Linked DNA regions of Homo sapiens: region 2 is linked to region 1. A link is a loop called in an ENCODE intact Hi-C map of the cell type or tissue named here. Cell type or tissue: pancreas. All regions are shown on one strand. Each heading gives the region's core, and the rest is flanking DNA. Links, peaks and the distances in the headings are about the cores only.

Region 1 (16,404 bases), core at 4,127-12,126:
ACCCTCCAACCTCGAGGTTTGTGGAAAAATCTGGGTCCAAGCTTTATTTCTTAAATATTCCTCTCTGCCCAGCATGTGCACGCAGCCCGCTCTGGCCAGGCGAGCGGGTGTCAATCAAGGTGCTGAGCATCCCCAGGGTGCCGCTCAGCCCCAGCCGAAGTCCTGGCCCGTCATCTGGTAGAACCTGCGGTTGAAGGGCCGGTAGAACTCCTGCAGGCGCCGGACCAGGGCCTGGGGCACGCGTGGGTGTGGCCGGCCCTTGGACTTGCCCAGGCAGCGGGGACGGCTGCCGCCCTGGGCCTTCTTGAGGCAGGGGAAGCCCTTGGTGGCGTTGAAGTAGAAGTGCTTGTCCGTGACGACCCGTTTCAGGCCCAGGAAGTCCTGCACGCGGCCGACCTCTCCGGCCGGGTCGCTGACCAGACGCTCCCCGCTGACGAACAGGAAGTGGGACAGGGGGAAGTAGCGCAGCCAGTGGTCCAGGTGCTGGGCGTACAGGCCGATGCGGACGGCGCTCCAGGCTGTGTCCACGGGGCCCAGGCCGTGGCGGAAGGCCAGGGCGCGGAAGCTGGGCAGGCCCGGGGTCTTGGAGAGCGTCTGGGCGTAGTCGGAGATGGCCCGGGTCACGGGGTTCCGCACCACCACGATCAGCTTCGTGTCCGGGGACATGGCGTGGATGCGGCGGGGGGCCTCTCGCGTCACGAAGTAGCTGGGGGTCTTCTCCATGGTGATCTGCCCATCCAGGGTTCGGGGCATCAGACTCCTGCGGGACGGGTGCAAGGAGAGGGGGCCTGAGCCTCCCCAGCCCTAGACCGGCCCCCAGGGGCCCGGGACCAAGGCCCCCTTATGCCCGGGAAGCCCAGGCCTCCAGGGCGAGCAAGTCTTCCTCCCTGCTCGGGCCCACCCCTGCTAGCGTGCGCGGCTGGGCAGCCTGGAACATGGACTGTGAGGGTGCCCAGCCCGGCACCTGCCTGCAGCCCGGCCTGTTCCGCCGGCCTGCCCCGCCTGCTGCTGCACTGAGGATTAGGGTGACGGTCGCTGGTCGGGAGGCCCAAATGCTCCTCACCACCCACATATCTTCCCTGTGCAATCCCTGCCGTCCTCGCTTCCAGAGCCAGCTCCCTCCCACCGGACCCACACTTTCCTGGAACTAGGCTGCCCCCAGCTCCTTTCTCATCCCAGACCAAGTACCCCGAGGCCCGCCCGCCTAGATCACTTGAGGTCACCCGTTCACTCAGTGGCTGACAGCATCCCCTAAATCAGCCCTTCACCAATTATTGACAGTGTGTCCTCAACCAAAAGTAGTCCTCCCTGCTCCCTCCCTCCCCTGATGTAATTACATCTCTTCCCATCTTTATTTATTTTTTGAGACGGAGTCTTGCTCTGTCACCCAGGCTGGAGTGTAGTGGTGCAATCTCGGCTCACTGCAACCTCTGCCTCCCGGGTTCAAGCGATTTTCCTGCCTCAGCCCCCGGAGTAGCTGGGATTACAGGTGCCCGCCACCACACCCAGCTAATTTTTGTATTTTTAGTAGAGACGGGGTTTCGCCATGTTGGCCAGGCTGGTCTCGAACTCCTGACCTCAGGTGATCCGCCTGCCTCAGCCTCCCAAAGTGCTGGGATTACAGACGTGAGCCACTGCGGCTGGCCTCTCTCCCCGTCTTTAACTGTAGCCCTGTGAATTCTCATCAGCCTGGGCCTGGACTCAGCAGGCCAAAAAGTTACCAGCAGAGCCCAGCACATGTGAGGAAAGTCGGAGACGTGGCGGCGCCGGCCGGAGGATCCTTCCCAAGACCCTGGGCCGCTGTGGCCCCCTAGATCTTGCAGGTTGCCAGGGTGCCAGGCCAGGGAGGGGGCCTTTCTGAGATTCTCCTCATTCTGACACAGGAGAGGAGGGCACTGACCCAGTCCCAAGGTCCCGGGGGAATCAGCCGACCACAGCCCAGGACTGTCCCACCTGGGCAGAGAGCCCATTCTGGGTGCCCAGCCCGGGCAGGCCCAGGCACCCCCAGCAGTGCCCCGGGCAGCACCTGCCAGCCAGGTAGTGCAGGGTGAGGTTGGGCAGGGCAGGGCGTGGTAGGTCAGCTGAGCAAACAGCTCGGAGGGAGAGCTGGGGAGGGCTGGGAACTAGGTCGATAGAAACACAGGGACTGTGTTAGGGAGGGGATGCCTTGCCAGTCACGCCCAGCCCTGACTCCTGCCCTCTGAGGGGGCTTCCCCCACCCCTGCTGACAGCCCCAGGACCGGCCCCTGCCAGGAGGCTGACCTGCCAGGAGTGACCGCCCCAGACTTGAGCCCTTGGGAGGCAGGTTCTGAGTCCCCTTTTCCTGCTCAGACCCCCAGGGAAACGCAGGCTGGGCCAGAGGCAGCTGCACAGACCCCTGCAGTGGGGTGCTCGGTGGAGAGCGCTGGAGGTGGGAGGGAGGATGTGTGAGGCAGCGGGAGAGAATCCAGGCTTCCCCCACAACACCCACCATGAGCGGTGCAGAGTAGGGGTGGGCGGCACGGGAGCCTTCCCACCCCGCAGAACCAGGCCCTGGGCAGAGCTGGCCTACAGACGATACCGGACAAGTCCTCCTCCGTCTTGGTGACAGAGGGAGCTGGGACTCCCTCCACCCACCCACTGCCACTTCAGAAGCAGCCACAGGGAGACTGGGAGGGGCAGGGGTGCTGGGGATGAGCGTGGGGCTCAGCCCTCCCTCTTCCCACCCTGGAGGGCTGCCTCCTTCCAGCCCACCTGGAAGGGTGGTGTCAGTCCCAGAGCCCCTGCACTCCCCGCCCCACCTCCTGCAGCTGGAACCCGCGTGGGAGCCGCACCCAGCGTCCCAGGGACAAACACAGAGGCCTTGGGTGGTGGCGGTACCAAGGTCTGAGGCCTGGCAGCTCAGGGGCACCCCCGTCCCTGAGAGAGGTCAAGAAGGGGAGGCACCACCCCCCACCACGGGACCTCGCTGACGATGCCCATAGAGAGAAACCAGGCCAGTGCTGGGAGGGGAAAGACCCCAGGCCTCATGAGAAGTCACTGCCTGCTTTTCCCCTCGGCCAGGAAGGAAGCCCCAGGCCCTTCCCTCCCGTCTCGGGCATACTGACCCCAGGCACCAAGCGAGACCAGGAGCCCACCCCTTTCCTTTCCCAGATGGCACACCAGTGACTCTGAATATCCTCCTCTTCCTGCCTGCTGGAGGGACCAGCACCAAAACAGGAAAGTTCACCCTGCCAGGCCTTCTCTCCAAAGAGTCAGAGGGAGCTCCGTAGGGGGATGGGGTTCCCGGACCCCCTGCCGTGGAAGGGGAGTGGGAACACAGACAGGCGGCAAGGGCTTTCGAGGCCCCCTCTTGCACAAACCAGCTCAGAGATCGGAGATCTTTGGGATCAATTACTTTCCCTCCCCAGGCATCCGAAGCCTATCCTAGCCCAGGTGTGGATGAGGGTGGGAGAGACGGGGGAGGAGGGAGAGGAGCAGGACTGGACCCCCGTGTGACAAACATCTGACAAGTTGCTCTGAGGACTGCCCCCCTCCTTGTGGAGCCCACCTCATCTGGTGTGCATTTCCCTGCGGCTTTCATCCAGCCCTGGGCGACCCTCCCTCCTCCATCTCAGCCTCCCTCCTCCTGCCCCACACCTCAGGCCTGGGACTCGCAGATGCCAAAAGGGCCTGGCAGATGCCAAAGCCAGAAAGTGCAGGGGGACTGCATCCCCCACAGGAGACCGGGTTCTTCCCCACTACATACTCAGACCCCACTCCCTGCACCCACTGCTCTTGCAAACCAGGAACTAAGGGGTTCCCCTACCCACCCCGCTCCTTGCCTCCTCTTGCTTTTCTTTTGTTTTGTTTGTTTTTGAGACAGAGCTGCACTCCAGCTGACTCTTGTCGCCCAGGCTGGAGTGCAGTGGCACAATCTCAGCTCACTACAACCTCTGCCTCCCGGGTTCAAGCGATTCTCCTGCCTCAGCCTCCCAAGTAGCTGGGAATACAGGCACCCATCACCACGCCTGGCTAATTTTTGTATTTTTAGTAGAGATGGGGTTTCACCATGTTAGTCAGGCTGGTCTCAAACTCCTGACCTCAGGTAATCTGCCCACCTCAGCCTCCCAAAGGGCTGGGATTACAGGCGTGAGCCACTGTGCCCCACCCTCCTCTTGCTTTTCTAAAAGATGATGGTCAAAGTACAGCCCCCATTTGCCCCCAGACAGGGCACCCTTCCCAGATCGAGACCTTGGGGAGTCTGCGTGACCCCCACACCTGGCAGACACAGGTGCTTCACTAGTGGGGGAACGGCTGAGCATGTGCTGAGCTCGGGGGCACTAGTGGGCTACAGTCCCCAAGTGGGAGGCCCCTCAAGAGCCTGGATGAGCTGACTGACGGTGGAGAGGAGGGAAGGAGGGCCTATGGCCAAAGTCAATCCAGGACCCAACTGCCGAGGCCACAGGAAGGCCGGGTCACCGCCTGGAACTAGGTCGGTCACAGCCCAGTGGGAGCCGTGGCCCGGAGACTCAACTGGGGGCCCTGGTTACTCTGCTCGCCTCCCCGCGTCGGCACCCAGAACAGAGCTTGCAGGCACTGGGGGCCCAGTCCAGGGTCTCAAGAGCAGACAATGCTGCCTTGCAGTTGGGGAAACTGAGACAGGGTGAGAACTTTCAGAGGCTCATTGCAGGCTCCTAGCAGGCTGAAAGGACGGAGGCACAGGCACCTAGGAGCACACCAGCCCCACGTGGCCACGGCCCCTCGGAGAGCATGAGGACACTTGCAATGCGGAAGCTCAGCAGGCCCAGCTCTACTGGCTCTGCACCGCCCAGTGAGGGGTCAGCACAGTTGGTCCAAGGGACAATACCAGATTAATGAGGCAGAAGCCACGGGACTGACCCCTTGGAATTCTCCACACCCACCCCTCCCCCTTCTAAAAAATGAGGACGTCAAGAATCTACCAGAGCAGTCACTCTCCTGTACCCCCCTCCAACCCTGGGCACGTCAGTGTCCCCGGAACCCCACCCCCAGGCTAAGGAGCTGACTCCCAAGTTGGGCCTGGCCTTGGCTGCCTCTCATCCTCCCCAAACTGATCCCCCAGCGCTGGACACATGCCCAGGGCGGGCCTGGACTGGCCTCAGGAGCCTGGGCTCTTCCAGAACCCTTTAGGGCTAAACCCAACCCTAGCTTCCCCTGTGGCTCCTCACGGCCCAGCTCAGATCCCACCCCCAGTCTCTTGCTGTCAAAGCTCATGGGGCTCAGGGGTGGCTCTGAAGTGTTTACTCCAGTTAACTGTGCATCCTTAACCCAAAGCCCTTTCTCCCCTTCCCCCTCCCGCCTCTCCCCTCCTCCCCCGTCTCGCCACTCCCCTCCTCCCCAGCTTCTAGCTTGGTAGCCCCTCCTACCCTCCTCCCTGCAGCAGGGATTAGGGATGCATTCTGACCCCTGCCTGCCGTCAGGGGAGTGAGGTCTCTCCCTGGAGCCTGAGCTGAGGATGCCCAATTCAGCCAGGTGAGCCCCGGGATGGACTCCATGTCCCCTAGCCACCACCTGACTTCCCCAGCACCCCACACTGGCACCAGCCCTTCAGATCTCAGAAGCGAGCCACCCTATTCTCACGGAGCCCCTTCCTGCCTGCCCTCCAAACCCAAGAGTAGTTTTAGTACAAAAGGCAAAGTTAACAAATAGGGGTAGGCGTCAGGGAAGGAAGAGGATCAGAGGATCGGGAACGGAGAAACTGGAGCACCTGGAGAAGCGTCTGGGTCCTGCCACCCCCACTGACTCCCCAACTGGCCTTGGGCAGGGTCCTCTCTGCAGGCGCTGGGTCCAAGCTTGGGGATGAGCAGCCACCAGCGCGGGCTGCTTCAGCTGAGGCTGCCGCACCCCCACGTCCATCCTGGGTAGAGGCAGGACAGCCACAGAGCCCCATGCACGGGGCTGGACTCACCCTGGGCACTCACCTAAAGGCAGTCTCCTCCTTTCCAAAGCCCAGACTTTCTCCGGACTCCCAGGACCACCAACAAGGGTTCCTGTGCGCAGACTCGGGGGTCTTGGGGAGGAAGGACGCTTTCTAGGTGGCTGCCTGGAACCTGGAGGCCCCTTTCTACAGTACCTGGCCAGCGGTCGGTCACACCTGAGTGCCCAGAGTGAGCGGGCGGCAGAGGCATTTCTGACGCTGCCAGGTAATCCCACGGGCTGGAAACGACCTCTGGGCTGGGAAGCCACCGCCTCCCCCAGTCCTGCTGGGTCCCTCAGCAGAGAGAACGGAACCGGGGCTTTCCCCACAGTTTTCAAAGTTTCAGGGAATCCTAGCCAAGTATCATTCCTTCTTCCGGAGCCGGGACCCCAGGTCAAGCCTGGGGCCCCCACAGGGCGGTCCCAACCCCACTGCCCGGAGCGCACCCCTGCTCCCTGGGAGGCAGGATATCGTGCCGCTGCTCCCTGGGGCGCACGATACCCTCCCCAGGAAGGCGCCGGTCAGGGCGGACGGGCCAGGGTGCTCACCGGTACCAGGCGAGGCCGCGCTCGTAGCACCTGTCGAAGAAGTGGGGCTCAGAGCCCAGCGCGCGGACGTCGGGGTGCAGCCGCAGAAACTCCAGCAGGGCGCGCGTGCCGCCCTTCTTCACGCCAACGATGAGCGCTTGCGGGAAGCGCCGGCGGCCGGGACCGCTGGCCAAAGGCAGGCCGGGTGCTCCCGGGCGGTGGACGGAGCTGGACGGCTCGGAGGGCGCGGGGGCCGGCGCGGGGGCGCGGGCGGCCGGCGGGCAGCGGCCGGGGAGGGCGCAGAGGCAGTAGGCGCCGAGCACCAGGGCCACGAGCAGCATCGGCGCGCGGGACGCCCGCAGAGCGGCCCCTTGCCCGGCCCCTGCGCCCTGGCCGCCCCCGGCCCCGCCGCCCAGGCCGCCGCTACCTGCCATGGGGTCGCGCCGCTCCAGGCCCGGGAGCGGGGGCAGCAGGCGGGCGCGCATCTCGGCCCGCGCGCCGCTCAGTCCGTGGGTGCCCGGCTTGTGCTCTGCGCCCGGCGGTCCCGCAGCCTGGGAGCGGGCGCGGGGCGGGACCGGGGGCGGGGTCTGGACGCCCTCCCCCCTCCCCCTCCCCCGCCCACTCCGCCTCCGAGGCCACTGCCTGGGCTGGACCCGCCGGCAGCCGCCACCACCCGGGCGCGACTCGAGCTGCCGGGACCACCAGGACGCTCCTGCTCCGAGATCCCAGGCCCTGGCTCGCTTGACTCCGGCATCTTCACCTCTGCGCGGGGAGGATGCGGCGGCGGTGGCCGTTCGGGACGCAGGGCAGGGACAGGGCGGCGCGCGGGCCTCGGGACCCTCTGTTTGAAGACCGATCCCCTTCCCCCCCCACCCCACTCCGGGACGTGCGCGGCAGGTGCATAGGCCAAGCCTTGGCCTGCAGGAGCGGGAGCCTCATCGCCAGGCCAAGGGGACCCAGGAAAAGCGTCGATCCGGGCACTCGGCCTGCCAAGGGAGAAAGAGGCCGGGACAGCACCCTAGTGTGCAGAGAGGGATCCCAGAACGTGTGGGGGGAGTCTGCGGCCGGGAATGGCGTGCGTCCTGCACTCCCAGCTGACAGTCACACATCGGGTCACAGCCTGGCCGCTGAGAGGTCAAGTCACCTCTGGTTACTGTTTTAGAATGGAGGGGACAGGCTCAGAGAAAATAGGTTTCCCTCCCAGGGGCCCAGTGGTGAACTGAATTCAGGCCTGAGACATACTCTGTCTACTAAGTCACCCCATCTGCCCAGCCTTGGTCCACCTGGCACTGCCCAGAGACATCAGTGATGCATTTCGGAAGCTGGCAAAGTGGACCCCACTGGAGTACAAAGGACTCAGGGACCCCTGTGCTGGGGAAGAGAAGGAGCCCAGGACCTCCCCCAGGGGCTGCCTCTGAGGGGCGTGAGATTCAGGGGCCTCTCGGGTGGGACCTGCGGGGGCCGCTAGACACTGCGGGAACTTCACATCCCCAACGCCCAGCAGCAGCCTGCAGGGAAGGCAGGGGAGGCGAGCCGGGCTCAGAGAGGGCGAGCAACTTGCCCCATCCGAAGGCAAAGGTGGTATGAGACCCGGGTCCTCTCTCCACCTCTGCCCCAGCCTTCCTGGCCACAGGGCTGGCGCCAGGCAGGCACGGCACAGGCTCCCGGCAGAGGCCCAGCCTCTTCCCAGCCAAGGGCTTGCGGCCCCTGTCCTGGGCTCTGCTGCGTTAATGAGCCGTTCCAGCCCTGATGGCATCTGGACAAGTCCCAGCAGCCGGGCTGCCTCAAGGGGCCGAAGGCCTCCACGACCCACAGACATTCCGGAGCTCCTACCCAGCAGCAGCCCTGGCCAGAGGGGGCCACACGGGGCTGACGGGGTGAAGACCACTGACCAGTCCCCCAGCCCCGGCTCCAGACATGCGGGCTGCACCTGCTCATCTGGGCAAGCCTCTGCAGGAGCCCCGTGGGCAGGCAGCGGGCACAATGCGAGGAGAGCATGCTGGCTTATGCTGGGTCACAGGAAATTCTTCTTCTGGTCTAGCTTGAAACGGTATTGTTCCCAACGGGCTGGCTCGGGGTGGGGGCTGGGGTCCCACCCTGCAGCATCCACCCCACAGTCTCAGCAGTCCCCACGGTCTCAGGAGTCCTCACGGTCTCAGGAGTCCCCACGGTCTCAGCATCCCCATGGTCTCAGCTGTCCCCAGGGTCTCAGGAGTCCCCACGGTCTCAGCCGTCCCCATGGTCTCAGCCGTCCCCAGGGTCTCAGGAGTCCCCACGGTCTCAGCCGTCCCCACGGTCTCAGCAGTCCCCACGGTCTCAGGAGCCCCCACGGTCTCAGCCATCCCCACGGTCTCAGGAGTCCCCACGGTCTCAGCAGTCCCCACGGTCTCAGGAGCCCCCACGGTCTCAGCCATCCCCACGGTCTCAGGAGTCCCCACGGTCTCAGCCGTCCCCACGGTCTGAGTCCCCACGGTCTCAGCTGTTCCCACGGTCTCAGGAGTCCCCACAGGTTCAGCAGTCCCCACGGTCTCAGCCATCCCCACGGTCTCAGCCGTCCCCACAGTCTCAGCCATCCCCACGGTCTCAGCAGTCCCTACTCAGGACTTGAAATTCCAGCACTGGTTCCGTGATGGCTCCTCCAGCCCCCTGCCCAGCCCAGCATGGTCATTTCCATCTCCTGGCCTTTCCGCTGCCGTCTCTCTGCTGGATGCTTTATCCTTAGTCCCCGCTGAGGGCAGAAGGACTTTCCAGGAGGAATTGACCAGAACGCAGAACAGCAGGATGTGGAATGGACTGGGGACAGGGAGAGAGAGATGCAGGGACCAGGAGTCGGCTCGGAGGGTTCTCCTGGAAGCTGACCCCTCCCTCCATCAGGCACTCGGCTGACGGTGGCTACACACCTCGGGGCGCCCAGGATGGCAGCACTGGGGCTGTTCATTCACCAGTGGATCCCCAGCACCTAACAGAGCCTGGCACGCAGTGGACATTCCATTAATGTCGCTCAGTGGAAGGGTATACGTGGGAGGAGAGGTCGGGAAGGCTTTCTGGAGGTGACGGCCAGGTGAAGACGAGGAGAACAGCATTCCAGGCCAAGGAACCGTGTGGGTGAAGGCTCAGCAGCAGAGAGCCCGGGCAGTAGAGGATGGGGTGGAGCTTAAGGCCCTGCGGGAACAGGGGCGGGGCTTAGAGTCTGGCCTGAGGCTGGTCCAGCCCCGCCTCCTCCTCAGGCTCCCACCAACTCTGAGCCACCAGACCCTCCTTTGTAAAATGAAGACCTCAGTCATGACTCGCATGAGTCTCTGAAGAGTAACAGCTTTATTGTGATGTAATTCACACACCACTCAATCCAGCCATTTGTCGCATGCAAATCAATGGTTTTCAGTATATTCATAGTCGTGCAATCACAATCAATTTTAGAACATTTCTATCACCCCAAAAAGAAATCCTGTGTCCATTAGCAATGACGCCCTCTTCTCCCCTTCCCACAGCCCCTGGCAACCACGAATCTACTTTCTGTCTCTATGGGTTTGCCTATTCTGGACATTTCACAAAAAGAGAATCATTGCTTGAAGCCAGGAGTTCAAGACCAACCTGGGCAACAAAGCGAGAACCCCGTCTGTACAAAATATTTTAAATTTAGCCAGGCACAGTGGCGCACACCAGTAGTCCCAGCACTTTGGAAGTCTGAGGCAGGAGGTTCACTTGAGGCGGGGAATTCAAAACCAGCCTGGGCAACATAGGGAGTACCAGTCTCTACAAAAAATTTCAAAATTTGCCAAGCGTGATGGTATGCACCTATAGTCCTAGCTTACTCAGGAGGCTGAGGTGGGAGGATCGCTTGAGCCCAGGAGTACGAGGCTGCAGTGAGCCATGATCATACCACTGCATTCCAGCCTGGGCGACAGAGTGAGAGCCCATCTCTAAAACAGAAAGAAAGAAAGAAAGAAATATGGCCAGTCACAGTGGCTCATGCCTGTAATCCCAGCATTTTGGGAGGCCAAGGCAGGTGGATCACTTGAGGTCAGGAGTTCGAGACCAGCCTGGCCAACATGGTGAAACCCTGTCTCTACCAAAAATACATAAATTAGCCAGGTGTGGGCCAGGCGCCATGGCTTACACTTGTAATCCCAGCACTTTGGGAGGCCGAGGTGGGCAGATCACCTGAGGTTGAGAGTTCGAGACCAGCCTGACCAACATGAAGAAACCCTGTCTCTACTAAAAATACAAAAAATTAGCTGGGTGTGGTGGTGCATGCCTGTAATCTCAGCTACTTGGGAGGCTGAGGAAGGAGAATGGCTTGAACCCGGGAGGCAGAGGTTGTGGTGAGCCGAGATCGCGCGATTGCACTCCAGCCTGGGCAACAACAGCAAAACTCCATCTCAAATAATAATAATAATAAATTAGCCAGGTGTGGTGGTGCACGCCTGTAGTCCCAGCTACTCGGGAGGCTGAGGCACAAGAAACCCTTGAACCCGGGAGGCAGAGGTTGCAGTGAAGCTGAAATTGCACCATTCCACTCCAGCCTGGGAGACAGAGTGAGACACCATCTCTAAAATGAAAAAAAAAAAAGAGAATCATACAATGTTCGTCCTTTTGTGTCTGGGTCTCTTACTCAGCATGTTCTCCAGGTTCATCAACACTGTGGCATGTGCCAGTACCTCCTTCCTCTTCCTGACTGAGTAATACTCCATCGTATGGATGGACCACCTTTTGTTGATTCCCTCATTCGTTGATGGACATCTAGGTTGTTTCCACTGCGGGGTTCTTATGAATAACGCTGCCATGAACATTCAGGTATACGGTTTTGAGTGGACATACGTTTCATGTCTCTAGGGAATATACCTAGGAGTGAAATTGCTCAATCATATGGTAACTCTGTGTTGAGTGCCTTATGAAGGTTAAATCTGATAATTTCAGGAACTTCTTCTCCATGCTCCTCACACACAAACTTCCTTCCCTCTGCCCCAGGACACCTGAGCAACCAGACTGTAGGGACAAAGGGTGTGGGCTGTCCCTGCACCCTGAGAGGGTCCCTCGCCTCCTGCTCTCTGTCTGAATGTCCTCCTCCGCCAAGAAACAGACATCAACAAGTTCCTTCTGCCTAGCCGGATCTCCCAAGGCCCCAGGGGTTTTGAGGGTCCACACTGCCCGAGCTCATCTTGACCCCTGTATAAGCCAGACAGCCAGGCAGATGGTCTGTCCACCCTCCAGCTGACGAACATGTGGATGGTCGGCCTGATGTAGTGGCTGGGAGGAGAGGATCTGGGAGGGGAGATGGGCTGTGCTGCCCCAGCTGCTGGGCCCAGTAAACGTTGTCCCTTGGAGAGGTGACAAGGAGGGCCAGGGCAGGAGGGGATGGAGAGGGGAAGAGGTGGGGAGTCCTGGGGAGCAAGGCCGTGCTAGGAGGAATGCCCTGCCCGGCGTCAGATCCTCAACCAGCGTCCTGGCTACATTTGTGCCCCCTTCACAGTCTGTAACTATTTCTTTGTGGGTGATTTTGATCCCTGTCTCCACCTACCCATGATCTCTACAAGGGCAGAGACGGGGTCAGTCTTGATCCCTTTTGTGGCTCCACGCCTGACCAGGATGACAGCTCATGTTTGTTGAGCAACTAAGTGACTGTGTGTGTGTGTCTGTGTGTGTCCCTCCCTGACACCCCTCTCCACCTCTTTCCCAGTCTGTCCCCTCCCCGGGGTGGGCAGCCCCAGCCTGGGCCCTCACAAGCGAGGGCAGGACCGCGGCCCCACTCTGGAAAGTGATTAGCGGCCCCGCCCTCCGCCGAAGACAGCTAGGGTAGATTTCACACAGCCAGGAGGAGCTCCAGGAACTCCCTCCCTGAGAACCACACCCTTCATCCCTGAGACTGGCTCTGCCCCGCTCCGTGCCTCCTGCCAGGATTCCTGCGAGGGGAGCAAGCGGAGGGGGCTGCCGCCAGAGGGCGGGCCCAGCTGTCCTTGATTTGTGTGGGGTTTTTCCACTTCAGATGCCTGATTTGCCCGAGCTCATAAAGGATGTGGTTCCCTCCCAGGGAGGGGCCCCTCAGAGAGGCCAGTCCCCCATCCTACCCTCCCCGAGGGCCCGCTGTTCCCAGTTCACCCTGGTGGGGACCGAGGCGGGGCAGGAGCCCCTTGCTAGGATGGGGCAACGGTAACAGCAAAGGCTGTAGGGACCTTCAAGGCTGATTCAAGGCCAGCACTGTGGCCGGGCGTGGTGGCTCACGCTTGTAATTCCAGCACTTTGGGAAGCTGAGGTAGAAGGATTACTTGAGCCCAGGAGTTTGACACCTGCTTGGGCAACATAGGGAGATCTCATCTCTAAAGAAAAAAAACTATTTTAATTGGCCAGGCATGGTGGTGCACACCCGCGGTCCCAGCTACTCAGGAGGCTGAGGTGGGAGGAACTCTTGAGCCCAGGAGGTCAAGGCTGCAGTGAACTATAATTGCACCACTGCACTCCAGCTTGGGCCACAGAGCAAGACCCAATCTCAAAAAAAACCAGCCAGCTCTGCCCCCTCCTAGCGGGTGACCTTAGCAGGAGTCCAGGCCTGTGATCCTCACTTCCCTACTGTATTAAACAAAGTTGACACTCACCCCCACCTCCCTTTGTACCCAGCTCCTAAGTGCTTGGTGAATGTTCTTTACGACAAGGACCCAGAGAACGTGCGGCAGGGGCCACAGAAGGGGTGCTCGGAGGCTGCTCCCGCGCTGGGGAAACTGAGGACCTATCTCATAATTCCGTCTTCCCTGCAGACAAGGCTGGAGCACAAAGGCATCACTGGCCTCACGGTGGCAAGCAAGCCTGGCTTGCCGAACCCTGGATCTTGTTCCTGGTGACCCAGGGACACTGTGACAGAGAAGGGTTGTGGGGCTTCCCAGGATTTGCCAAGGCAGACCAGATTCCCAGCATCGGGAAGGACGCTTCCCCACTGTCTTCAGTCCCCTGCCTGCTGGGAGCCTGCCTGGGGTTGCAGGGTTTGCCAGAGGAGCCAGAATCCTCTCCTGCAGAGGGGTGGCCCCAGCCTGCTTCCAGCCACCCTCAATCCTCTCCCTTGGGTCTTCCTGGAGGAATCAGCACAGAGAGAAGGCGATTTGCTACTCTTTCCTGTTCCCTCCCCCAACCTCCATGAATAACTGGGCCCTGCAAACTGCCTCTTGCCCACCAGCCTGGCCAGTTCAATTTATAAAAATGTAGCAATCAGGCCGGGCACAGTGGCTCACACCTGTAATCCCAGTACTTTGGGAGGCTGAGGCGGGTGATCATCTGAGGTCGAGAGTTCAAGACCAACCTGGCCAACATGGCGAAACCCCGTCTCTACTAAAAATACAAAAATTAGCTGGGCACAGTGGCTCGTGCATGTAATCCCAGCCCCTTGGGAGGCTGAGGCAGGAGAATCGCTTGAACCTGGGAGGCAGAGGTTGCAATAAGCCAAGATTGCACCATTGCACTCCAGCCTGGGTGACAGAGCTAGACACTGTCTCCAAAAAAACAAAACAAAAAACAATGTAGCAATCCTTCTTCCAGGCTGGTAGTCCCATTTGTGCCTCTATCTCCAGGGTGGATCTGAACAGGACAAGAGGAGGGTCCCACAGAAACAGGGCTCTCCTTGCCCTCCCCCAGCCCCACCTCCTCCAGTTTCATAGCCCTAAGCCAGGCCTTTGGGCATGGAAGTCTCCCAGCCCTGTGGGGAGGGCAGAGCAGCGTTCAATCAACCCCAAGAGAGTCCTCTGTGGCCAGGTCTGTCCAGCCCTGTCGATGGTCTCCATGGACTGGAAGGCCACCAGGAGCATGTTCGTCAGGAGCAAGGGGACTGGACACAGGCCCAGGAGTCCCATGCGCTGCACAGGAGATGGGACTCTGTGTGCCTGTCTGTGGACCCTGGTGAGTGTACACATCTTCTGTGAGTGTGCACGTGGGCACAGGTGGAGGGGGGTTCAGAGGCCTGCAGCCAGGCCCCAGGCACCTTCACACAGTGTGGAAAGCCCCAAGTGACACCCCACACCACTTTTGGAGCCTGTAAGCCCCCTTCTGTTTTTTGTTTGTTTGTTTGTTTTTGAGAGGGAGTCTCGCTCTGTTGCCCAGGCTTGAGTGCAATGGCGCGATCTCGGCTCACTGCAACCTCCGCCTTCCAGGTTCAAGTGAATCTCCTGCCTCAGCCTCCCGAGTAGCTGGGATTACAGGCATGTGCCACCATGTCCAGCTAATTTTTTGTATTTTTAGTAGAGATGGGGTTTCACCATGTTGGCCAGGATGGTCTCGATCTCATGACCTCAGGTGATCCGTCTGCCTCGGCCTCCCAAAGTGCTGGGATTACAGGCACGAGCCACCGTGCGCGCCTGCCTGTAAGCCCCTTTTGAAGAGTTAGTCCCCCCTGGCCAGCAGACAGGATCCCCAGCAAGGGCACCTCCATTTGCCCTACTTCCGGGGGCAGCACCTCACCCCCGCAGTGGACCAGACAGGCATGTGGCCTGTCTTACTCGGTTCAACGCTCAGGAGGACTCAGAACCTGCAGTCAGGCCGAGAGCTCTAAATTCCTCTTCCCAACCCCCACCCCTGCCTCGCCCCTCTTAGGCTTCACAGCCTTCAAAGTCAACCCCTCCCCCTCCCCCCACCCCTCTGGCCGAGAGCCAGGACTCCATCCCTCATCTCCCAGGCTGGTCACTGCTGTCCTCTCTCTGACTCCAGTTGCCCTCCCTCGCCTTAGACCTGGATACACACCAGGGGCTCCCCGGCTTGGAGTTCTGGGGCCCAGCAAAGAATCATACTCCGAGAGAGACTTCGAGACCAAAAAGGCCATGGAGTTGAGGTGGAAGGGGAAGCCCAGGGCCAGCAGGCCTAGTCCATGGCTGGAAGCAGACCCCAGGGGTCCTGGCACCCAGCCCACCTGGTTCTGGCCACCCTCTCCTCCCCTCTCCTGCATTGCAGCCACCAAACCCTTCGAAGCCAAGAGTAGCTTATAAATGTCCTGGAGATGAAACTCGGTAAGACAGGAAGTCAGGGGCTGAACCATGAATAACCTCCAAGGTTTTACAAGGAGACAGGGAGTGGAGGGCCGTGAGGGGTTGGAAGTGGAGAAAGCTTATCCACAGGTAACCCTGAGCCCCTCCCCAGCCGCCTCCTGGCCCTCTGTCACTGAAGCCCCACCAACCTTCTTCCCAGGGCTTCTTACCCCAAGCTCTGTTAACCACAGCCTTAGTGCCCAGGCCCTGGAGAGGGTGATAGGTGGCTTGAGGACCCTGCATTCCCCAGACCGCCAACACATCCATGTAGATGTGGGGTACACATCTGGCACCCCTCCCAAGATTGTGCAACCCTGAAGGGGAGTACGGAGCAGGTGGTGTGAGTGGGTGAACATTTCTTCATCTGCTGCTGCCGTACGCAGCACCCCGAGGGCTCAGCATTTAAGAAACAGAATGAGGGCCAGACATGGTGGCTCACGCCTGTAATCCCAGCACTTTGGGAGACCGAACTACTGCGCCTGGCCCGAATCAACTAGGTTCTAAACCAGGTTATCACAGTACTGAAGGTGAGGAATGACTGAGCCTTGGGCTGGGGAGGTGGCATTGGTGATAGAGAAAAGGAGACACTTAAAATATATTTGGGGCTGAGTGTGGAGGCTCATGCCTGTAATCCCAGTACTTTGGGAGGCTGAGGCAGGCGGATCACCTAAGGTCAGGAGTTCAAGACCAGCCTGGTCAACATGGCGAACCCCATCTCTGATAAAAATACAAAAAAAAAAAAATTAGCTGGATGTAGTGGTGCATGCCTGTAGTCCCAGCTACTCGAGATGCTGAGGCAGAAGAATCACTTGAACCCGGGGGAGGCACAGGTTGCAGTGAGCCGAGATTGTGCCACTGTACTCCAGCCTGGGCAAAAGAGCAAGACTCCATCTCAAAAAAAAAAAAAAAAAAAAAAGACTGGGCATGGTGGCTCACGCCTGTAATCCCAGCACTTTGGGAGGCC
Region 2 (12,864 bases), core at 4,654-12,653, 52 kb before region 1:
TCCCCACTGCTCGGCCTCACTTACCTACCTCATCACTTCTCTCCCAAGCCACTGCCTTGCTATCCTAACTAAGCTTCATTCCCCTACAGTCCATCCTCCATAAGCAAAGTGATCTTCCTAAACCACAAATATGAAAATATTATTTCCCAGCTCAAAGACCATCATTGTGGCTACCAGTCACAAAGGAAATAACTCAGTATGAAAGCAAAGCTGTCTGTAAAATATCTCTGCTTCCACCTTAAGCTTCTCCTCCTGCCCGTGCCCTGCATTCCAGCCGTATCAGACTATTACATTATGAAATTGGTATTTCTAGATGAAAAATAGTAAAACATCAGCAGTTTCATATGGCTCAAACTAATATTAACTGTTCTGGAAAAGACAGGAGGTTTCCTGTTTCTTCCCTCTACCAAGAATATTCTCTCCATCTAACCATCCATCCATCACTTCCATGAATACTGAGAATCTGTTATATACCAGACCCTATGCTAGGCACAAGGGATATGGTGGTGAAGAAGGCAGACAAGACCTTTGATCTCATGAGGCTCACATATGTGAGGGGGAGACCCAAGAACAATGAATCAAACAATCTCAGACGGTGACTTGGGTTATGCTGACAAAAGCCAGGGCAAAATCCCAGTAATTGACCATTAGCGCTACCACAAACAGAGTAGATGGGGAAGGTTGAAGAAGATGACATTTAAGCTGTGAGTCAATAACCCAAAGAAGCAAATAGTCAAACAGATGGGAGAAAGTTCTATGCAGAGAGAGAATAGAAAATACAAAAGTTTGGCCAGGCGCGGTGGCTCACGCCTGTAATCCCAGCCCTTTGGGAGGCCGAGGCGGGCGGATCACTTGAGGTCAGGAGTTCGACACCAGCCTGGCCAACATAGCAAAACCCCGCCTCTACTAAAAATACAAAAATTAGCTGGGTGTGGGGCGTGTGCCTGTAATCACAGCTACTTGGGAGGCTGAGGTGGGAGAATGGTTTGAACCCAGGAGTTAGAGGTTACAGTGAGCCGAGATCGTGCCACTGCACTCCAGCCTGGGCAACAGAGTGGGACTCTGTCTCAGTAAAAAATAAAAAATAAAAATAAAAGGAAATACAAACGTTCTTAGTGCAGAATGAGTTCACGGTGTTCATGAAATATAAAGAAATTCACTGTGGCTACAGAGAAATGAGGCTTGAGAGTCTGGCATAAGATGAGGTCAGAAAAGAAGGTGGGAACGGGTCACAGTTGATGCGAGTGTAAATGCTGTAGACTGCTGTGCCCACCAAGAGCCCTTTACAGGCTGGTACAGGGCACAGCTACACCCTTCTCTCCAGAACTGCCAGACCCGCCTTTGAGCTGATGCCCCGCCCCATCCTGCGGGTTTGGGGAGTGGATGGACTACAGCCAGGGCACTGCTCTAAGGGGCCACTCCCACTCCAGAGCTCCCTCCCGGCTCCTGCTGAGGCTCCAGGTGAACCCACTTCTCTGCTCAGCTGCTTCCTGGTCTATCCTCGCAGGGTTCCCCTGAGAGCTCACCCTCAACCAACCACTCCCACAAGAGTCCTCCTCTCAAGCTCTGCTTCGAAGGAATCTGCCCTAAGATGGTAAGCCTGTGAGTAGAAGGATACCTTGACATGAAAAAAGACAGATGTAATTTCCAAAGTTTATCTTTTCTCCTCATTCAGTTTTAACATGACAAAGTCAAATTTTTGTAAATCTAAGAATGAGAATCAAAGTACTAAAACCAAAGCCATTTATCATGTGACTCTGTATCAAAGTAAATTATGTCATAATCAAAGATGAATTTTGTAAGAGAAAATTAAACTCCTCATTTTTATTGAAATAGAAACAGAACACTTTTAGTAAGATCTCTGCTAATCTGATACAACATTATTAGTAATGATCATTCTCGCACAATCTCTGTGCTAGACAGATGCTTACCTAGGAGTTGCAGGGCTGAATTTTTCTTCTCTTTCTATTTCCTTTCTTTGGATCAGAGGATTTTCAATTATCACTAAAACAGAGGGCAAAGTATGATGATATTACAAAACAGTAACAAGATAAACACTAACATCCTAAATAACATCCTGTTTAATTTATGATCATCATCGACTCTAGGCTTTAAAAATTCCTCACCTCATTCATCTTCTCCATCATCAACATATAACATATTTTGATACTGAGATGTCAAAATTGAAATCTTTATCTCCATATGTAACTAATATTCCAGCATTTATTCAAGGGATGTCTATAGCTATACTGGGCCCTATGAAGTTTGTGAAGCTTTCTGCCTTCATAGTCCATATGTTCAATGACCCTATTATTCAACTAGAGAGATACCATACATTGTCCTGAAAGTTAACAATACAAGGCAATATATGATTAGGTTCTAAATAACCGGTATGGGGAGTCAGCTGCTTGAGACCACAGTATTAAAGAGGAGTGTTTTCATTACCTGCATTACTCTTTTCTCTTTTTCTATCGTGAAGAACTAGTATACATGCTTTCTTGTTCCTTTTATGAGGCTAGGGCTCATAAAAGTTATCTGTTGAGTGACTAAGTTCCACACGTTATACTAGGTACACCATCTCATTTAATATTTACAAGAACCTAATGAGGTATTATTTCATAGTTGAGACCCAACAAGATTAAGAAATTTTCTCAAAGCCATGATGTAAGTCAATGTTGGAACTGGGATTTGAATCTAGACCTCTGTGTTTTCAAAGTCTCCTGTTCTTCCTACTATATGAGGCTGTTCTGTCAAAGAGATACTGGGGTGAGTAGATGTAAAAGATTTGGTATTTCAACTAAAAGTAAAGTTCCTTAAAATCCCATTAACAATTTAAATATCAGTTTTTATCAAAATCTATTCAGTGGTCAAATGTCAACTTTTATCAAAATATATTCAGTGGCTGTATTATATGTCTATAGAAAGATAACCAATTATAACAATAAAATGGGTTGGTGCAAATTGAAATATGTAATAAACCAAAGACAGTAAGGTTATTTAGTAAAAATATAACTATCACATTTGTATGCTTCAAATAACATTCTGAATGCCTCGCATTGCAGTCTTTTTTTTTTTTTTTTTTTTTTTTTGAGACAGGGTCTTACTCTGTGACTCAGGCTGGAGTGCAGAGGTACGATGTTGGCTCGCTGCAACCTCCACCTCCAGGGCTCAAGCCACCCTCCTGCTTCAGCCTCCTTAGTAGCTGGTACTACAGGCCCACGCCACCACACCCAGCTAATTTTTTGTAGAAATGGGGTCTTGCCATGTTGCTCAGGCTGGTCTCGAACTCCTGAACTCACGCAATCCACCCACCTCAGCCTCCCAAAGTGTTGGGATTACAGGCATGAGCCACCGTGCCCCACTGCATTATACTCTTAACACTTGACTTTTTCTGATAAAGTTCTTGAGAATTACGAACTGTGTCTCATTTCAACTCCTTCAGTATAGTTACCATAAACATACCACAGGAATAACACTATGATGGAAAAAGTTTAAGAATCAATGCCAACTTACCACAGTCACCAACCCTAAAGCTGTCAGAAAGAGACTTGATGTAATCTTCATTGCCCCAGGAAGCTGCATTTACAAAATGTGCTGGTGAATCCCGAATGGTGAAGCTGAAAGTGTACCTTTCTGATCCAATATCTAAGGGAAAACCAATGCTTTTATTTTTCAAATGAAGAGTTTCAATCGCTTCTCTGCCTTTTGATAAGTGTTACATGAAAAGTTTCATTTCAATTATAAACAAATGATTATTTGTTTAATCAAATAACTATTGATTATGATAATAAAAATACTCAAATACATAGTACAAAATGTTCTTTCAGATGTATATTCTATAACATGCTTCTATGAATTTCAAGCTGAAGTGGTAACAGGTTGCCCCCTTGCTCCCTTCCCTGGTGATCTGTGTATTTGGAGGGAAAAACATGTAAACTTGAGCCATCCAGGTATTACCTTAGGTTCTCCTTTTCTCTCTTACTGTTGTTTCAACCTAAGTCATAATTCAGATCTAAATAGTTATTTCAGTCCCAGCTACTTAGGAGGATGAAGCAGAATGACTGCTTAAGCCCAAAAGTTCAAGGCTTCAGCGAACTGTGATTGCCCCACTGCTCTCCAGCCTGGGCAACAGAGCAAGACCCCGTCCCAAAAATAAAAGTAAAAATAGGCCGGGCGCAATGGCTCACGCCTGTAATCCTAACACTTTGGGAGCCCGAGGCGGGTGGATCACCTGAGGTTAGTTCAAGACCAGTCTGGCCAACATGGTGAAACCCTGTCTCTGCTAAAAATACAAAACTTAGCCAGGCGTGGTGGTGGGCGCCTGTAATCCCAGCTACTCGGGAGGCTGAGGCAGGAGAATCGCTTGAACCCAGGAGGCGGAGGTTGCAGTGAGCCGAGATCCAGCCTGGGTGACAAGAGAAAAACTCTTGTCTCAAAAATAAATAAATAAATAATAATAAAATAAAAATAAAAATTGGCCAGGCACAACAGCTTACCCCTGTGATCCCAGGACTTTGGGAGGTGAGGTAGGAGAATCACTTGAGGCCTGGAGTTCAAAACCAGCCTGGGCAACATAGAAGGACACCATCTCTACAGAAAATTTTAAAATTAGTGGTGGCACTCATCTTTAGTCTCAGCTACTTGGGAGGCTGAGGAGGAAAGGTTGCTTGAGCCCAGTTTAAGTGTGCGGTGAGCTTTGAATGCACCACTGCACTCCAGCCTGGGAAGAATGAGTTCAGGGTGTTCATGAAATGTACACCCAGGCTGGAGTTCAGTGACGCGATCTCTCGGCTCACTGCAACCCCTGCCTCCCAGCAGCTGGGACTCAGCCTCCTGAGCAGCTGGGGCTACAGACGCACACCACCATGCCAGGCTAATTTTTGTTTTTTGTTTTTTTTTTAGTAAAAACGGGTTTCGTTTTTGTTTGTTTTTGAGACGGAGTTTCGCTCTTGTTACCCAGGCTGGAGTGCAATGGCGCGATCTCAGCTCACAGCAACCTCTGCCTCCTGGGTTCAAGCAATTCTCCTGCCTCACCCTCCCAAGTAGCTGGGACTACAGGCGCCTGCCACCATGCCTGGCTAATTTTGTACTTTTAGTAGAGACGGGGTTTCACCATGTTGGCCATGCTGGTCTCGAACTCCTGACCTCGTGATCTGCCTGCCTCAGCCTCCCAAAGTGCTGGCATGAGCCACCGTGCCTGATGAGACAAGGTTTTTTAGTAGAGGTGGGGAAGAACAGAGTGAGACCCTGTCTCAAAAAAAAAAAAAATAAATTTTAAAAATAATTAAAATAAGTTATTTCAAAACAAATTATGTGCTACTTAATGAGGACCACTAGGGGTCAGCAAATACTTTTTTTCCAAAATAGAAATTTCATATTGGTTTTGCTAATTAAAAATTACAACCTGGCTGGGCGCAGTTGCTCCTGCCTATAATCCCGGCACCTTGGGAGGCCAAGGGGGTAAGATTGCTTCAGCCAAGGAGTTCGAGACTGGGCAACAAAGTGAGACCCTCTGTCTCTACAAAAACTCCAAAAATTATTCAGGCATAGTAGCATGGACCTGTCTGGGCTACATGCGAGGCTGAGGCAGGAAGACCACTTGAGCCCAGGGTTGAGGCTGCAGTGAGCTGTATTCACATTGCTGCACTCCAGGCTGAGTGACAGAGCAAGACCCTATCTCAAATTTTTAAAAAAAGTAATATAACTCAACATACATGTAAATTATAGACATATTCTGAACTGTCTATTAGTGTTTACCTCTGGGGAGAGGACTAGGATGGCAAGAGTGAGGAGCTGAAAGGGGAATTTCACTTTTCAAATCTGTGACCTTTGGTACTGCTGGAATTTTTGATACAAATATAATGTTATATGTACAATGTTTTAAGTCAGTAAGCATACTTCTTCCAAAAAAGGAATACCACAGATGTCATCATAAAAAGAAGTCAAACAACACAGAAGTTTTTCTCCTTCCCTCACAGTCTGATAGGTGAAAAACTGTGAATTTCTTTTTCTTTTCTTTTTTTTTTTTTTTTTTGAGACAGAGTTTCACTCTTGCTGCCCAGGCTGGAGTGCAATGGCGTGATCTTGGCTCACTGCAACCTGCGCCTCCCAGGTTCAAGCGATTCTCCTGCCTCAGCCTCCCGAGTAGCTGGGAATACAAGCGCCTGCCACCATGCCTGACTAATTTTGTATTTTTAGTAGAGAGGGGGTTTCTACATGTTGGTTAGGCTGGTCCCAAACTCCTGACCTCAGGTGATCCGCCCACCTCAGCCTCCCAAACTGCTGGGATTACAGGCGTGACCACTGTGCCTGGCAAAAAACCGTGTATTTCATTTTTATAATTTTAGCAAGTATTTTAATAACTACTTTTTTCTAATTCACACATTTTAAGTGATGCCTTCTGAAATTTGGTAAAAGGAGATATAGACTTCCTCAAACTATTTATTTAGTATTTCTGATCTAATTAGTTAAGATGAAATAAAGTGCAGGCACAAATGATATGGGTACCAGATGACAGCTTGGTTATTTACCTTAAAGATAAAAGCATCATGCCTGTAATCTGATCACTCTAGGAGGATGAGGTGGGATGATCACTTGAGCCCAGGAGTTTGAGACCAGCCTGGGCAACAGAGCAAGACTCTGTCTCTACAAATTTTTGTTTTTTTTAAATCAACCAGGGGCTGGGCATGGTGGCTCACACCTGTAATTCCAGCACTTTGGGAGGCCGAGGCAGGGAGATCACTTGAGGTCAGGAGTTCAAGACCAGCCTGGCCAAAATGGTGAAACCCCATCTCTACTAAAAATACAAAAATTAGCTGGGCATGATGGCATGTGCCTGTAATTCCAGCTACTCGGGAGGTTGAAGCAGGAGAATCGATTGAACCCAGGAGGCAGAGGTTGCAGTGAGTCGAGATCGTGCCATTGCACTCCAGCCTGAGTGACAGAGCGAGCCTCCATCTCAAAAAAAAAAAGAGAGAACACATGTACTCAAATATACATATATACACACACGTGTACACACATACACACACATACACATGCACACACATACACACGTGTGTGTATACACATAAACATATATACACATATGTGTGTATGTATACATATATATAGAGAGAGAGAGAGAATGTGGGAGGGAGGGAGAGAGAAAGCCTTGAATCAGGTACTTGACCATCCAATAGAGAGCATGACCATTGCTCTTAAGGAGTTAAACAGGCATAGAAAAATTAATCACTTCAATATACTTTGTTGTAGTCATAAGCCAAAGTTGATGAAAAATGAAACCAAGAGTTAAACAGAACTCAGCTTTTTCTGTCTGGAAAGCCTTTGACATCTGTTTTCCCAATAACTATACCGATAACTTTCTGAAAAACAAAAAGGTCACAGAAGACCAATATTAAACACAGATGTACTTGATAAATTTAATTTCATGGGCTTGTTATACTTTACTGGCTCTAACAAACATTTCTGACTAGGAACCATTTAAATGTATTTATTCCAGGCAAACATCTAAAAGAAGTTCATAAATGTTCAATTCCACAAGGAATAGTATAAAGTAATCCAAAAGTTAACTACTATTACAAATATAATCATTTAATACTTAGCATATTTCTACTTTATTTTCAATCACCAGATGGAGCATAATAACTGCCCTATGCTATCAATCCTTACTGAATTCATCCAAAGCACATGTATAATGCAATTTAATTTGCCACAGTCTTCAAAGCTTTCCTTTATATAGGGTTTTCTAACAATCCACATAAAATCACTTAGCTTCTTAATCCAAACATGCTGGACAGTAATATAAATTAGACTGTAACAAAACTTATATTTTGCTGCTAATAAATCTAAATTCTAAAGTCCTAGATCTTAAAACTTAGAGATATTAACATCTCCTCAAAATGTTTAATGTTCTCTTTAGTGACTACTGAAGAAAAATTTTAAATGTGTTTTAAGAAATAAAAATGGGCCGGGTGTGTTGGCTCACACGTGTAATCCCAGCACTCTGGGAGGCTGAGGCGGGTGGGTCACCTGAGGTCATGAGTTTGAGACCAGTCTGACCAACATGGTGAAACTCCATCTCTACTAAAAATACAAAAAATTAGCCAGGTGTGGTGGTGGGTGCCTGTAATCCCAGCTACTCGCGAGGCTGAGGCAGGAGAATCGCTTGAACCCAGAGGCACAGGTTGCAGTGAGCTTAGATCCCACTATTGCACTTCAGCCTGGGCAACAGAGCAGGACTCCATCGCAAAAAATAAAAATAAAAAAAAAATAATAAAAAATAAAAATGAATACCTTTTCTGAAAGGAAAAAAACTAAACTTATTTTGCTAATTGCAGCAACTGATTTTAACCTTACAATAATCTTGACATTTAAATTACAATCAGGCTTTTAAGACTCCTACATTCTAGCTGAGCTATTAGCTAGCTTTATTGCTTATTTAGACACATTGATATTATTTCTTCAATTCCTTATACTTGCAGATCTCACTGAATTTTGTTGGAAAATCCAATTAATGGAAATGTTGAGTAAAACTTTCTATCTGAAGAGACCATTATTAGCAAATAGTTTACCTTTCAAGAAAAACTATAACAACAATTGTTATTTTTTAATATTTTAAAATTTTAAATTATTAAAGTTATATGTAAATGTATCCCATTGTAAGAAATCTAGTTTGCAAAAGCAAAATATAAATAGCAGAGTGCTCAGGGGCAGGGAAGGTAAGGGTGTGTGGTAGCTGCTTTACAATAAGTTCTTTAACTTATAAGATGATTCCACTTAGTTTTCTTTTAAGTAAGTAACAGTCGAGATGTGTTCAAAATCATTGAATTCCCCTATAACTCCTACTCAAAGAGTCAATTTTCACATCATCATTGTAGAAAACACACATGTTATAAACCTATATCATAAAAGCAGCATAATGTCAAGTACTTAGACCATAAATTGGATAATTTGGTCAGAAAATTGCTACTGCTGAACAAAATGGTTTAATTTTTTTTTTTTTTTTTTTTTTTTTTTTTTTCAGAAGAGTTTTGCTCTTGTTGCCCAGGCTGGAGTGCAATGGTGCGATCTCGGCTCACTGAGACCGCCTTCTGGCTTCAAGCGATTCTCCTGCCTCAGCCTCCTGAGTACCTGGGATTACAGGCATGAGCCACCACACCCAGCTAATTTTGTATTTTTAGTAGAGATGGGGTTTCTCCATGTTGATCAGGCTGGTCTCAAACTCCCAACCTCAGGTGATCCAGCTGCCTCAGCCTCCCAAAGTGCTGGGATTACAGACATGAGCCACTGTGCCTGGCCTGGTTTAATTTTACAATGCTAAATTTGAGCATTTATTAAATTTTTCACTTTATAAAATATTAAGTAAAATAATACATCTATTGATCATTTTGAACAATTACTAGTCAAATCTACAATCATATCTTCTACTCTACACACAAAGATTAATTTTCATCTAGGTGGCATAAATACAAAGAAATTTAGGTATACTTAATATCTAACAATTATACCAATGCAATGAGTATCTATATACTTGCCAATTATAAAAGCATGTGTTGAATGAATCAATAACATTGATGTAATGTTATCACATAAAATGTCATCAGTAAGCAAATCACCACATTATTGAAACCTACCAGATTAGCCATATTTGTCTGCAGATCTGAAAGGGTAGTGAAAATCCTCGCTGCAAAGGAGTTTGCCATTTTTTTAATCTGCATTTTAGAAAATATAATTTAGATATATAAATTGAATAAATGAAATAAATCATTTAAAAAATTCCAAGAGTTTAAAATCTTATTTAGGGCCGGACATGGTGGCTCATACCTGTAATCCCAGCACTTTGGGAGGCTGAAGTGGATGGATCACCTGAGGTCAGGAGTTCAAGACCAGCCTGGCCATCATGGCGAAACCTCACGTGGTAGCGGGCACCAGTAATCCCAGCTACTCAGGAGGCTGAGGCAGGAAGAAGTGCTTGAACCTGGGAGGCAGAGGTTGCACTGAGCCGAGATCGCACTACTGCACTCCAGCCTGGGCAACAGAGCGAGACTCTGTCTCAAAAATAAATAAAACAAAATAAAATAAAATAAAATAAAATATTATTGGCCAGGTGCGGTGGCTCATGCCTATTATCCCAGCACTTTTGGAGGCCGAGGAGGGCGGATCACAGGGTCAGGAGATCGAGACCATCCCGGCTAACATGCTGAAACCCCGTCTCTACTAAAAATACAAAAAATTAGCTGGGCTTGGTGGCAGGCACCTGTAGGCCCAGCTACTCGGGAGGCTGAGGCAGGAGAATGGCGTGAACCCGGGAGGCGGAGCTTGCAGTGAGCTGAGATGGCACCACTGCACTCCAGCCTGGATGACAGAGCGACACTCCATCTCAAAGAATAAATAAATAAAATAAAATAAAATATTATTTAGGAAAGCACTGGATAGTTTACTGCTTTGGAAAATTTTTATTATAATGGTAAAATGTAAATTAATATCGATTAAACCTATAAAAAACATGTTCAGAATGTCCTTTTATAATTTTGAATGATATAGCTATTATAGGTTTCAATTTTTAACTTTCATTTCTAAAACCATGTAAAATTTAGTAGTTTTTGAGCACCATGTAAATTTAGTTTTATTTTATTTTTTAATTTTGTTTTAACTTTTTTTCTTTTTTTGAGACATCAGTCTCACTCTGTGCCCCAGGGTGGAGTGCAGTGGCACAATCTCAGTTCACCACAACATCCGCCTCCCAGGCTCAAGCGATTCTTCTGCCTCAGCCTCCCAAATAGCTGGGATTACAGGCGCCTGCCACCATGCCCAGCCAATTTTTGTATTTTTAGTAGAGACGAGGTTTCACCATGTTGGCCAGGCTGGTCTTGAACTCCTGATCTCAAGTGATCCGGCCGCCCCCAAAGTGCTGGATTACAGGCGTGAGCCACCAAGCCCAGCCAAATTTAGAGTTTTACATGCAAGATGATTCAATAGGACATTTTTTTTTTGAGATGGAGTTTCACTCTGTTGCCTAGGCTGGAGTGCAGTGGTGCAATCTCAGCTCACTGCAAGCTCCACCTCCTGGGTTCACGCCATTCTCCCACCTCAGCCTCCCGAGTAGCTGGGATTACAGGCACCTGCCACCACGCCTGGCTAATTTTGTTTTTGCATTTTTAGTAGAGACGGGGTTTCACCGTGTTAGCCAGGATGGTCTCCATCTCCTGACCTCGTGATCCGCCCACCTCGGCCTCCCAAAGTGCTGGGATTACAGGCATGAGCCACCACGCCCGGCCTCAGTGGGACATTTAAGGATTTAAATATATATTAGCATCAAGCTTACCTCAAAAAATACAGCAAAAATCTACGTAAACACCTCATATTGAGCATTTGATTATACTGTGTGAAGGGAAAGGTAGTGATTTTTTTTTTTTTGAGACGGAGTCTCGCTCTGTCGCCCAGGATGGAGTGCAGTGGCACGATCTCAGCTCACTGCAACCTCTACCTCCCAGGTTCAAGCGATTCTCCTGCCTCAGCCTCCCGAGTAGCTGGGACTACAGGCATGTGTCACCTCACCCAGCTAATTTTTTTGTATTTTTAGTAGAGATGGGGTTTCACTGTGTTAGCCAGGATGGTCTCGATCTCCTGACCTGATGATCCACCCGCATCAGCCTCCCAAAGTGCTGGGATTACAGGCGTGAGCCACTGAGCCCAGCCCGGGAAAATTATTGATTTTAAACACACCTCTACATAGTAAAACTACATGAGGGCAGAGGTGGCATCTTACGTATTTTTATGTATGTATTTCATAACTGAAAACCATAAATATCAGATGAACGAAATGGTGGTTTGTCCCTCAACATCATCACTCTAAAAGGTTCTATTGTAGAAAAATTGTAAGCTACACCAAACAGATTGACTTCACTTTATAATCCAGGGCCTCTTTAACTCTGGGAATGCCCACACCCACCCGCTCCAGTTCAAGGACGTGTCTCATGACACCTGAATTTCAGGCAGCCTGTGGAGTTAGTCAAATATGATTTTGAATTGCAACACCACTAGTTTGTAGTCGTGTGTTTTAACATTACTAAACATTAATTTCCTCATCCTTAAATTGTGGATAACATCCACCTGGCAGTGAAAAGTAGAAACAGTGTATACAAGATGCCTCGATGTTCACAGGCTCACAGTCAATGATGGCCCTGCTTGTCAATATTATCCAATGTACCAGTTTTTGTATTCAAGGCCTTTCAGTGCCAGAAGAAACATTTGGGAATTAAGCTGTGTCAAGTTTTTCATTCGTTCTTTGGCCTGGTCTGATGTGGCTCACAATGCAGTGTCACTATCTAAAACACTTGCCGAACTGTGACAAATTCATTCACTCATTCAACCATTCAACTAATATTTATTTACAGCCCAAAGTGCCAGACATGTGAGTCGAGAGGATGAGTCAGACATTTGACTCAGTGGCTGAATATTCTGTACAAACACAACTACCTACACACCAAGGGATTTCTCCACATTTTTACCCCTTAGCATCTCTTGGTGGGACATGGTATCCTATTATCTCTCTGAATTCCCTTATTTGTCTGCTACCGTTAGAGGTATATGGTAATAGACGTTAGTGTCTGCCCACAAAAAATATGACTTGCTTCTCTACCTGGTCACTTTAACAGATACAAAATTAACATGAACTAAAGAGCTCAATCTGAGAATTCAGAGATGACTTCATTCAACAACTACTGTCTCTTTTACCCTACAATTTTGTTTTGTTTTGTTTTTTGAGACAGAGTCTTGCTCTGTCGCCCAGGCTGGAGCGCAGTGGCGCAATCTCGGCTCACTACAAGCTCCGCCTCCCGGGTTCACGCCATTCTCCTGCCT

Evidence for each region. Peaks named below come from ENCODE experiments on the same cell type or tissue, not always from the same donor. Only the 100,000 strongest peaks of a DNase experiment are listed, where the experiment ranks them.
Region 2: it touches region 1 in a loop (4-fold over the local background); 100 of 110 quality-filtered maps call a loop at or near these places.

The regions. Positions count from the first base shown.
Region 1 is chr16:1,911,446-1,927,849 of GRCh38, forward strand. It overlaps HS3ST6 (heparan sulfate-glucosamine 3-sulfotransferase 6), which reads right to left and starts at 6,970. Exons shown (of 2, transcript NM_001009606.4): 1 at 6,466-6,970; 2 at 30-760. The coding sequence starts at 6,878. The coding sequence ends at 145. RefSeq lists enhancers at 7,063-7,624, 7,625-8,188, 8,189-8,750, 8,751-9,314, 9,463-9,757 and 1 more. In pancreas, for the core only: no CTCF peak of the experiment used is centred there; DNase peaks (open chromatin) are centred at 7,306, 7,936, 8,116, 9,576 and 1 weaker place; H3K27me3 peaks cover 867 bases.
Region 2 is chr16:1,858,472-1,871,335 of GRCh38, forward strand. It overlaps MEIOB (meiosis specific with OB-fold), which reads right to left. Exons shown (of 14, transcript NM_001163560.3): 2 at 9,636-9,713; 3 at 7,307-7,364; 4 at 3,514-3,645; 5 at 1,932-2,004. The coding sequence starts at 9,704. Among named protein-coding and RNA genes, the nearest start is that of MEIOB, 7.3 kb to the right of the region's middle. In pancreas, for the core only: a CTCF peak has its summit at 5,340 (motif pointing right); no DNase peak of the experiment used is centred there.